2 separate regions of the Homo sapiens genome follow, and region 2 is linked to region 1. The links are chromatin loops, found by intact Hi-C in ENCODE. Cell type or tissue: B cell. All regions are shown on one strand. Links, peaks and the distances in the headings refer to the core of each region. The heading gives the core; the rest is flanking DNA.

Region 1 (5,369 bases), core at 55-5,054:
CCTGAATTCTCGCCTGAGCAGACACTTTCCTAGCACGGCTCCCGCCGCGTGGATTACTCAGCCGAGCCTCAGTCTGGGGCTGCCCTGTGCTGGGAGCTTTATGCAGATGCTCGGCTCCCTACCCTGGCTTGTGAGCCGTGTGGCGCAGAAACCGCATCTCACTCAGAGCGAGGGTAAAGAGCAGCAGGGCTGGAGAAGCCAGCTGCCCTGCCACAGGCCAAGAGGACTTGGCCAAGTGACCATTGCTGTCTGTTTCCCCAACTGTAAAGGGGGCTGAGACCCTTACAGGGTTGTGAGGCTTAAACTTTGACAAACGCCTACCATCCCACCAGGCACAGGGCAGTTGCTGAGTATTTGGCGGTGGCTGCTGTTCCCCACAGTGTCCAACACCTCCCGGGGATGTAACAGGTGCACCACGGGCAAGACTGATGGGTTTATCAGTTCACTGCGGAGAGAGGCAGGGATGGATGCACTTGCTTGTTCCTCTTATTTTCCCTTATGGGGAGCAGTGACACTTGGCAGAGGCTGCCAGGGAGATGGGAAATGGACATTAATTACGGGAAAGAAAAGGAGGCAAGAAGGGGAGGAGGGTGGGAAATAGACAGGGGAGGAAGAAGGGACGGAGGCATGGTTAGAAGACAGGCAAGCAAAAAAGACGACTGTTTTCTTGGACGAACAGGGAGGTAGGGCCATGAAAAGCATGTGGACGCTTCTTCTCAGTGAATTAAGGCATTTCAGCGCTGGAAAGAGCCTGAAAAAATCAGACTCCCTTCACAGCCCAGCGGAGTGCAGGCCCTGGGAGAGCAGGAGTTAGAGATGGGGAGGACCCCGCCTGCAACAGGCACTGCCTGCTACACCCTGCCATGGGCAGAGGGGCTGTCCTCCCACCCCAGAGAGGCCCCATCCTTTCCTTTCTTTCCCCAAGGCTGCTCCAGCAGGGAGTTTAGCTCCATGGACACCTTTGAAGGCTATGAAGGTGCAGAAGACATGGAAAAGGTGAGCAGCGCTCTGAACGTAATTTCTTTCTTTCTTGTTTATTTCATCTTCTTCCTCCTTCCTATTCATCAGCTCCTCCTGCCTACTGTCCCTCGCCTCCATCCCTCTCCCCCTCTTCAGGATTCTCACCCATAAGGACCTGGTTAAGCCAGGGAACCGAGGTCACTAGTCCTCAAAGTGGCTCTGACCCTGCTAGCCCGGCATGTCCCCACGTGGCTGTCTCCTTGGCGGTGCGCTGGTGTCCGGTCATAACTGGGGCTCCCGCTGAGAGCCCCGTGGCCCAGGTGGGAGGGCTGGGGTGGGCCTCAGCCTGCCAGCGGAAGTCACCACATTGCCCGGCCTGGCCACAGCCTCCAGCAATAACTCTGAGGGTGCACCCGTCCCCCCCCCCGCCCCCCCTTCCAGCTCGCGGGGCCTTTTCCAGTTGGATGACAGTCACGAAACCTGTTCCTCCAAATCCGCTTTCCTGGAGAGGAGAGAAAGCACCCAGGGAGAAAAAGAAGAACGCGATGAGGAAGCAACGTGAGTGTGAGCGAGGAAAACTAAGCGCCTCTGTGGGCCACGGCGTCTCTGACTTTCTTCTCGGAATTGCAGGGCGACCGGCAGCACCAAGAAGGAGCGTGCTGGGGCGTCCACGCCGGCTGACTCCTGCGGGGGCGACGGCTGGTTTCCAGGCGAGGGCGCGGCGCCCGAGGACCTCCACCCCGGAGAGCTGCCCTCCCTGCGGTCGCCCCGGCTCCCCGGCTCCAGAGCGCCCGCATTCCCGAGAGAGGCGATGTGGGGGCCCGGGCCCTGCCCAGCTACGCAGAAAGCAGCCGGGGCCGCGGCGGCGGCAGAAAGGGGACGCCCAGGGCCGCCTCCCGGGAGCCCGAGGGGTGCCCTGCGTGCTCGTCTAGCTCCCGCCGCCCGGCGAAGGACCTCGCGGGACGGGGACCCCTAGTGCGCCTGCGCGAGCGCGGCGGGCGGAGGCAGACGCTCGCGGAGGCCACGCCTCCTAAGGCTCGGCCGAGCCTAGGAGGAGCCGGAGCTGGCTCGGGGCTGCTCCCACCCGCCAGCGCCGGCTGCCCAGCCTGGCAGTGGACCGGGTGTGCAAGCCACTTAGCACCTGACAGGTTAATTCAGAGGGGGTGGTTCCAAGGTAACTGCTGAGAGATTTACGTTTGGATTTGTTAGTTTAAAAATTAGTTTTCCAGTTACCCGGGCTGGAGTGCGATGGCGCAATCTCTGCTCACTGCATCCTCCGCCTCACAGGTTCCTGCAATTCTCCTGCCTCAGCCTCCCGAGAAGCTGGGATTACAGGCATGTGGCACCACGCCCGGCTGATTTTTGTATTTTTAGTATAGATGGGGGTTTCACCATCTTGGTCAGGCTGGTATCGAACTCCTGACCTCAGGTAATCCGCCCGCCTCGGCCTCCCAAAGTGCTGGGATTACAGGTGTGAGCCACTGCGGCCTGCCGATTTTCAGAATTTTCGTCAGAGGTTTGCATCTGTTTAGTTTTTTAGTTATCTTCAGACTTGTCATGTTTTCTTTTCATAAGTTGCAAATTAACTTTTCTGTTTTTAATTTTTACTTACTTAGTTTTAAGGTGTATTTACTTTCAGAATTTCTTAGGTTTAACATTGCTGTCAGTCAGGGTCCAATCACTGAAATAGACCCCACACCAATTATTTTAACAGAAAATTTAATATAAGGAATTGTCACACAACTATTGGAGAACTAAAAAGGCAAAAAAAAAAAAAAAAAGGATGATATTGAGATATCATGGAGATTTCAACTGCAAGAAGCAGCTACTACCTCAAGAGCTAAGGGAACAAAAAGAAGTTGGAATGATCAAAACTCAGAAGTCTGAAGATGGCCCCAGGGCTGGGGTTGTTCTTTGCGGAGGAGACACTGCTCAGAGCCTGGGGTCTGGGAGCTGGATGCAGAACTCGGGAGGGGACATGGCCAGCTCGTGCTGGTGTCTCTGAATGGGCATCATCAGGCTGGTTATGGGAGTGCTGGGAAAATGACAAGCTGGAACCAACTGCTGCTACTGACACCACCTGTCATTCTCAGAGTGGAGACCTGTTGCTAGAACGCTGACAGGAACCCAGGAGCACAGGAAGGAGCCCATCGTGACCCTGCACCACAGAGCAGGGGCGGGGGTGGGGGTGGGGGGCAGGGGGATGTAAAAGCTGAGGACCATCCCAGCACACTTGCTTTGGAGTTACGTAGAGCTCCGTTAGGATTCAGTCAGTTTTGGAATGGTTAGGGGTGATTTCATTTTTTCACTACATGTGGGATCTGGCAGAATCTTCAGTCTCCTGGTCTTGTTTCTGGAATGGAGTGGGTCACGAACACCTCACAGGAGTCTCTCCCAGGAGACTTGAGAGGATCACTTTAGAATTTAAGAAAACAAAAATAACATGTCTCACTTTGTTCACAAAGAAGCCCTTTGACAAAGTGGCCAAAAACGGGCAGAGCCTAAGGAACAGACTCTTAGGGAGGGGTCCTTGGAACAGTATCCTGCAGAGCGTTCCTCTTTCAAATTCTTTAGAATTTTACGCTGTTTTGTGGGGCCACCCTGTCCCACTCCCTTTCCTAACAACACAGTGCCTTTCTTGCTTTGAAGTTGTAAACTGTTTTTTTAATTGTTTGCACAATAAAATAAAGTTCCTCCCAATAAGGGACAGACTCTTAGGGAGGGGTCCTTGGGACAGTATCCTGCAGAGCGTTCCTCTTTCAAATTCTTTAGAACTTTACGCTGTTTTGTGGGGCCACCCTCTCCCACTGCCCTTCCTAACAACACAGTGCCTTTCTTGCTTTGAAGTTGTAAACTGTTTTTTTAATTGTTTGCACAATAAAATAAAGTTCCTCCCAATAAGGGACAGACTCTTAGGGAGGGGTCCTTGGAACAGTGTCCTGCAGAGTGTTCCTCTTTCAAATTCTTTAGAACTTTATGCTGTTTTGTGGGGCCACCCTCTCCCACTGCCCTTCCTAACAACACAGTGCCTTTCATGTTTTGAAGTTGTAGACTGTTTGCATAATAAAATAAAGTTCCTCCCAAATCAATAATCTGTAATCTTAGGTTCTTCTACCTGTATTATCCTTCAGCCCACATTTTTCCATTTGACCATCAGAAAGTTTACATATGTATGTACATATGTATGTACGTATGTATGTATGTACACATTCCCTTTATTCAATACCTATTTCCTGAGCACTCTCCTTCCCTGAGGACGGGTCTGGCACCAGGTAGAGACCAGGGAGGTATGAAGATGAGTGAAGCATTCAGTCCAGTGGGGGAGACAGATGTGGAAACAGAATCACAACACGATGTGGCAAATTCTCTGGGAGCACAGAACACCATCACTGACTCTTCCTGATACAGTCAGGAAGGGGTGACACTGGAACTGGGTCTTACAGGCAAGTGTCTTCTCCTGGTGGAGGATGAGAAGGGCACCCTGGCGGAGGGAATAGCATGAGCTCAGGTACAGGGGCACGGAGGAGCTGTGCATGGCAGGTAGGACGAGTTGATGGGGGCTGCAGGGTTGCAGGGTTCAGAAAGGCACTAAGCTTAAGGGCTGACCCTGGTGCTTGACACATCCTGCCTCATTTGTTCCTGCAGCAAGTCTGCAAGATAGTAGGGAGCAACCTCAGGAGTCCCATGTTTCTCCTAACACAGTTGACATTTCTGGATATCTTAAGCGCCTTCCCAACTTTCTCCTTCTCCCACCCTTATTTTCATTTGTCTATTGAAGATGAGTCCCTCCTTCCTTCGCCTTTTCACTCCTGCTTCTTAAACATATGTAGAGATGAAGGAGGGTTGATACCAGCAAGCTGTGAAACACAGGAGACTTCAGCTGAAAAAGGAGGTGGAGAAGAGCAGAGCAGAGGAGACCAGCTTGTGGGAATGGCTGCATAAGTTCTGCAGACCAGCATGGTGAGGAGTGGGCTCCGGGCATCACCAACCATGACTGCCTCCAACTATATTCAGCAACCATTGTAAGGTCATGAGGATGCCTTTCCCAAAGGGGGAACCTGCTGTAGATCCAACCCAGGTTTGTGAATGTAACAGACTGGAATTTTTAAAAGCACACAGAGCCCTTTGCTGCACTAACAGCAATGGACATGTCTACCAGGTCCAAAAAAAAAAATGGTCCTACACAATCTGCGGTGGTGTATTTTCACACTTTTAATAATACACACCTATGCATTCCGTCTTGGGGTGTGTGTGTCTGTGTGTGTGTGTGTATGTGACTAACTTAACACACTGAACGCATTACAATGCATTAAAAAGTTCTTCAGCAGACTTCTCTGCTTTAGCCTCTGCTATGGTCTAAATGTTTATGTCCCCGCCAAATTCACTTGTTGAAATCCTAACCCCCAGGG
Region 2 (5,369 bases), core at 211-5,210, 55 kb before region 1:
AAAAGCGTTGGGATTACAGGTGTGAGCCACTGGGCCTGGCCCATGTTGCCCTTTAATAGCCACAGTTCATCTGTCTCCTGCCCCCATTCTCTCCTTAACCCCTGACAACCACTTGTGTTTTCTGTTTCTATAATTTTGTCTTTTCAAAAATGTTATATCATGCAGGAGGTAACTATTTATTTATTTATTTATTTATTCATTTATTTGAGACAGAGTCTCACTCTATCACCCGGCTGGAGTGCAGTGGTATGATCTCAGCTCACTGCAACCTCCACCTCCTGGGTTCAAGCAATTCTCCTGCCTCAGCCTCCCGAGTAGCTGGGATTACAGTCATGCGCCACCATGCCCAGCTAATTTTTGTATTTTTAGTAGAAATGGGCTTTCCCCATGTTGGCCAGGCTGGTCTCGAACTCTTGACCTCAAGTGATCCACCTGCCTAGGCCTCCCAAAGTGCTGGGATTACAGGCGTGAGCCACCGCGCCTGGCCAAGGGGTAGCTTTTTAGCATTGATTTAAAATTCAGCATAATAATCTGGAGATTCATACAGGTTGTGATATGTAATAATAAATAGACCCTTTCTTTTTATTACCAAGTAGTATTCCACAGTATGAATATATCACAGTTTACCCATTCATCCATTGAAAGACATCTGGATTGTTTTCAGTTTCTGCCTATTATAAATAAAGCTGCTCTGAACATTCATATCAGAGTCTTTGTGTGAACATAAGTCTTCATTTCTCTCAGCTAAATGCCCAAGAGTGAAATTGCTGGATCACATGGTATGGTGGTGGTTACCTGTTTAGCTTTTTAAGAAACTATTGCTGCAACCAGGCGTAGTGGCTCACGCCTGTAATCCCAGCACTTTGGGAGGCCAAGGCGGGCGGATCACCTGAGGTCAGGAGTTTGAGACCAGCCTGGCCAACATGGTGAAACTCGTCTCTAATAAAAATACAAAAATTAGTCAGGCATGGTGGCGGGTTCCTGTAATCCCAGCTTCTCGGGAGGCTGAGGCAGGAGAATCTCTTGAGCCTGGGAGTCAGAGGTTGCAGTGAGCCGAGACCATGAAACTGCACTCCAGCCTGGGTGAAAGAGCGAGACTCCGTATCAAAAAAAAAAAGAAAGAAAAGAAAAGAAACTACTACTGCTTTCCAGGTGGCTACACCTCACTTTACATTTCCATCAGCAGAGGATGAGAGATCCAGTTTCTCTGCATACTTGTCAGAATTTGTTGTTGTCACTTTGTTATTTTAGCCATTCTAATTAGGTGTACAACGATATTTCATTGTGGTTTTTATTTGCATTTCTCAAATGGCTAATAGTGTTAAACATCTTTTTGTATGCTTGTTTGCCATCTGTATATCCTCCTCAGTGAAATGTTTGTTTTCTTTTTTAAATTTTGTTTAATGTTTTAAAAATATGCAACACTTCATGAATTTGCATGTCATCTTTGCGCAGGGCCCGTGCTAATCTCTGTATTGTTCCGATTTTTTTAATACATGTGCTGTGGAAGTGAGCACAGAATGTTTTTCAAATCTTTTGTTCATGCTGTATTAGGACTGTTTTGTTTTTGCTTTTGTTTTTGAGACGGAGTCTTGCTCTGTTGTCCAGGCAGGAGTGCAGTGGCTTGATCTGGGCTCATTGCAACCTCCGTCTCCCGGGTTCAAGAGATTCTCCTGCCTCGGCTTCCCGAGTAGCTGGGATTACAGGAGTCTGCCGCGACGCCCGGCTAATGTTTATATTTTTATTACAGACGGGATGTCACCATGCTGGCCAGGCTGGTCTCGAACTCCCAGCCTCAGGCAATCTGCCCGCCTCGGCCTCCCAAACTGCTGGGATTACAGGCATGAGCCACCGCGCCTGGCCAAAACTGTTGTTTTTTACTGTTGAGTTTTTTGCGAGTTTTTATCTATTCTAGATACCAGTACTTTGCCAGATACGTGGTTTGCACATATTTTCTCCTCTATAGCTTATCTTTTCATCCTTATCTTAACAGGGTCTTTCAAAAGCCGAGGTTTTCCTGTGCGCTCGGAGGAGCCATAGCTGCCAGCTGGGCTGGCGGCGGGTGCCCCCAGCCCTTGTGGGCGGCGGGCAGAGCTGGCCTGGGGGCCGGGTCCCGTGGGGGGTCGCGCAGACAGTGTGTCCGGAGCGCCCCCGGCGGGAGCGCAGGCTGCGGGGCGAGAGGGAAGAGGAGGCGGCGGATAAGGTGATGGCGAGAAGATGGAGGAAGAGCAGACGAAGGAAGAGAAAGGAGATGGAAGAGAGAATGTCACCAGAGGAGACCGAAGGAACAAATTTTGACTTTGCAGGAGAAGCTGTGGGCCAGGCAGAAAGAAAAGGACCAGCTTTTTCTGCAGCTGAAGAAAGTTTCCATGAGGAAGAAAAACGGAGGCGAAAGGAGCAGAGCGACCTGACCTTCTGACATCCGCTGTGAGCCGGCGGAGCCCGATTATTCACGTGGGGACTCGCTTCCTCCTCGGCATGCAGGCAGCGCTGGAGGGCACGATCGCCCGGGCATTGTCATAGCAGCTGACCCAGCCAAGCAGATGTTCAGGCCCCACGTGCTTACGACCCGGAAGTCCGTGGGCTCAGCGGCGGCTTTTGCAGGGACCCCAGAGCAGGCAGCCTGGGCGGTGCCGCTGGGACTGCTCAGCCCCTACCTCAATATGGGCCCACATAGCTAGCCTATGGCCCTAGTCGGCAGCTCAGAGCAGTTCAGTGCTCCCTGGGGTGCATTCATGTCCCAGCCACAACCTTATGTTCTGCTGGGCCACTTTCAGCACACCCAGACAGGGTTCCTCTTCTGGTGCTGCTCTGTCTTTGAAACCGCAGATAGACCATGCTAACCAGCACACAGGTTTCCCTGGTCCATCCTCCCTGACCCCCATGCATGCCCAGGTTCTGCATCCAGGCCCTAGACTCCTTGCCTAATCCCAGCTCCCCGCGAAGATGCAGCCAGCAGGAACGTCTAGGTTTTGCAGCTACCAACCAACCAGGCCCTCAGCAACTCGTCATCCAACACAGCCAGAACCTGTCATGCTGCAAGTGACCATCAGATAGCTTCAATTTCGTCCTGCCCCCACACACACACCATGGGTGTGGGTTCCCCCCGAGTGTCCCAGCCCAAGGCCAATATAATCTACTTGCCATTGGGAGAAGGAGAAGGAAAAGGACAAGATGGAGAAGGAGGAGGAAGGAAGAAGAGAGCAACGGGTTTTAAGGATAAGTCCAATTTATCAATTTTTCCTTTTTATTTTTTCATTTGTCTCAAGCATGCTCATAATTGGTCACCAAAGCATTTTCGTCATGGCTGCTTTACAACCTTGACCAGTATAATAATTCCAACATTCCTATCATCTCAGAGTTGGCATCCATTGTCTTTTTCATTCAGTTTGAGATCTTCATGATTTTTTTTTTTTTTTTTTGAGACGGAGTCTCCCTTTGTCACCCAGGCTGGAGTGCAATGGCACAATCTCTGCTCACTGGAACCTCCACCTCCCGTGTTCAAGCGATTCTCCCACCTCAGCCTCCCGAGTAGCTGGGATTACAGGCACCTGCCATCATGCCCGGCTAATTTTTTTGCTATTTTTGTGGAGATGGGGTTTCACCATGTTGGCTAGGCTGGTCTTGAACTCCTGACCTCAGGTGATCCTCCCACTTTGGTTTCCCAAAGGGCTGGGATTACAGGTGTGAGCCACCGCGCCCGGTCACGATTTTTGGCTTAAGTGATTTTTTTTTTTTTTTTTTTTGAGACGGAGTCTCGCCCTGTCCCTCAGGCTGGAGTGCAGTGGCGCAATCCGGGCTCACTGCAAGCTCCGCCTCCCAGGCTCACGTCATTCTCCTGCCTCAGCCTCCCCAGCAGCTGGGACTACAGGTGCCCGCCGCCATGCACTGGCTAATTTTTTGTATTTTTAGTAGAGACGGGGTTTCACCGTGTTAGCCAGGATGGTCTCGATCTCCTGACCTTGTGATCCGCCCGCCTCGGCCTCCCAAAGTGCTGGGATTACAGGCGTGAGCCACCGCGCCTGGCCGGCTTAAGTGATTTTCTATTGAAATCTGGAAACTTCTGTATTGTTATGTGACTCAAGATCTTTTTTTCCTCTCTGTATTTTTCTTTCTTTCTTTCTTTCTTTTTTTTGTTTTTTTTTGAGACGGAGTCTCGCTCTGTTGCCTAGTCTGGAGTGCAATGGCGCGACCTCAACTCACTGCAACCTCCGCCTCCTGGGTTCAAGTGATTCTCCTGCCTCAGCCTCCTGAGTAGCTGGGATTATAGGCGCGTGACACCACACCCGGATAATTTTTGTATTTTTAGTGGAGATGGGGTTTCACCATGTTGGCCAGGCTGGTCTCAAGCTCCTGACCTCAAGTGATCCACCCGCCTCGGCCTCCCAAAGTGTTGGGATTACAGGCATGAGCCACCGTATCTGGCCTGTTTTTTAAATCAGTAGACTAACAACTACAATTAGGTGGGAAAACAAAACATTCTAATGGATTAACTTCATTCTAACTAGATTATCTGGCTAGGAATATATTTTTATTTTGGTAAAATAGGAATAACATAAAAAGTACCATTTTAACCATTTTTAAGCGTATACTTCAGTAGCATTGTGCATATTCATGATGTGATACAACCATGACGGCTATTCATCTGCAAACCTTTTTCCCCAAATTGGAACTCTGTTCACATTAAACAGTAACTCCTCATTCTCCCCTCCCCCAGGCCCTGATAACCCTCCTACTTTCTGTTTCTATGCTCATATAAGTGGACTCATATACTACGTGTCCTTCTGTGTCTGGTTTATTTCACTTAGCATAATGTCTTCAAAGGTGCATTCGTACTGTAGCATGGATCGGAATTTCATTCCTTTTTAAGGCTGAATAATATTCCATTGATGTATAAAGCACAATTTGATTTTTTGTGTTGTTTGTTTTTTGGAGACAGGGTCTTGTTCTGTTGCCCCCGGGCTGGAGTGCAGTGGCGTGATCATGGCTTACTGCTGCCTTCATCTCCCAGGCTCAAGCAAGCCTCCTGCCTCAGCCTTCCCCGAGTAGCTGGGACCACAAGCACATGCCACCACACCTGGCTAATTACTTGATTTTTTTGTAGAGATGGGGTCTCCCTATATTGCCCAGGCTGGTCTCAAACTTCTGAACTCAACTGATCTTCATGTCTCAGCCTCCCAGAGTGCTGGAATTACAGGCGTGAACCACCACGCCCAGCCACACTTGTTTTATCTACTGATCCGTCAATGGATGCTTGGGTTGCTGTCACCTTTTGGCTATTGTGAATAATGCTGCTATGAACACTGGTGTACAAATAATCTGTTTGCATCCCTGCTATCAATTATTTTAGGTATATACTCAGAAGTGGA

Evidence for each region. Peaks named below come from ENCODE experiments on the same cell type or tissue, not always from the same donor. Only the 100,000 strongest peaks of a DNase experiment are listed, where the experiment ranks them.
Region 2: it touches region 1 in a loop (7-fold over the local background); 13 of 110 quality-filtered maps call a loop at or near these places.

What each region holds. Positions count from the first base shown.
Region 1 is chr3:186,825,627-186,830,995 of GRCh38, forward strand. It overlaps the pseudogene MCF2L2P1. Among named protein-coding and RNA genes, the nearest start is that of LINC02043, 2.8 kb to the left of the region's middle. RefSeq lists a silencer at 1,728-1,967. In B cell, for the core only: no CTCF peak of the experiment used is centred there; DNase peaks (open chromatin) are centred at 505, 1,015 and 1,945; H3K4me3 peaks cover 1,653 bases; H3K27ac peaks cover 386 bases; H3K27me3 peaks cover 4,343 bases.
Region 2 is chr3:186,770,431-186,775,799 of GRCh38, forward strand. It overlaps the pseudogene RNU6-1105P and the pseudogene GPS2P2. Among named protein-coding and RNA genes, the nearest start is that of EIF4A2, 10 kb to the right of the region's middle. In B cell, for the core only: no CTCF peak of the experiment used is centred there; a DNase peak (open chromatin) is centred at 2,531; H3K4me3 peaks cover 1,260 bases; H3K27ac peaks cover 1,825 bases.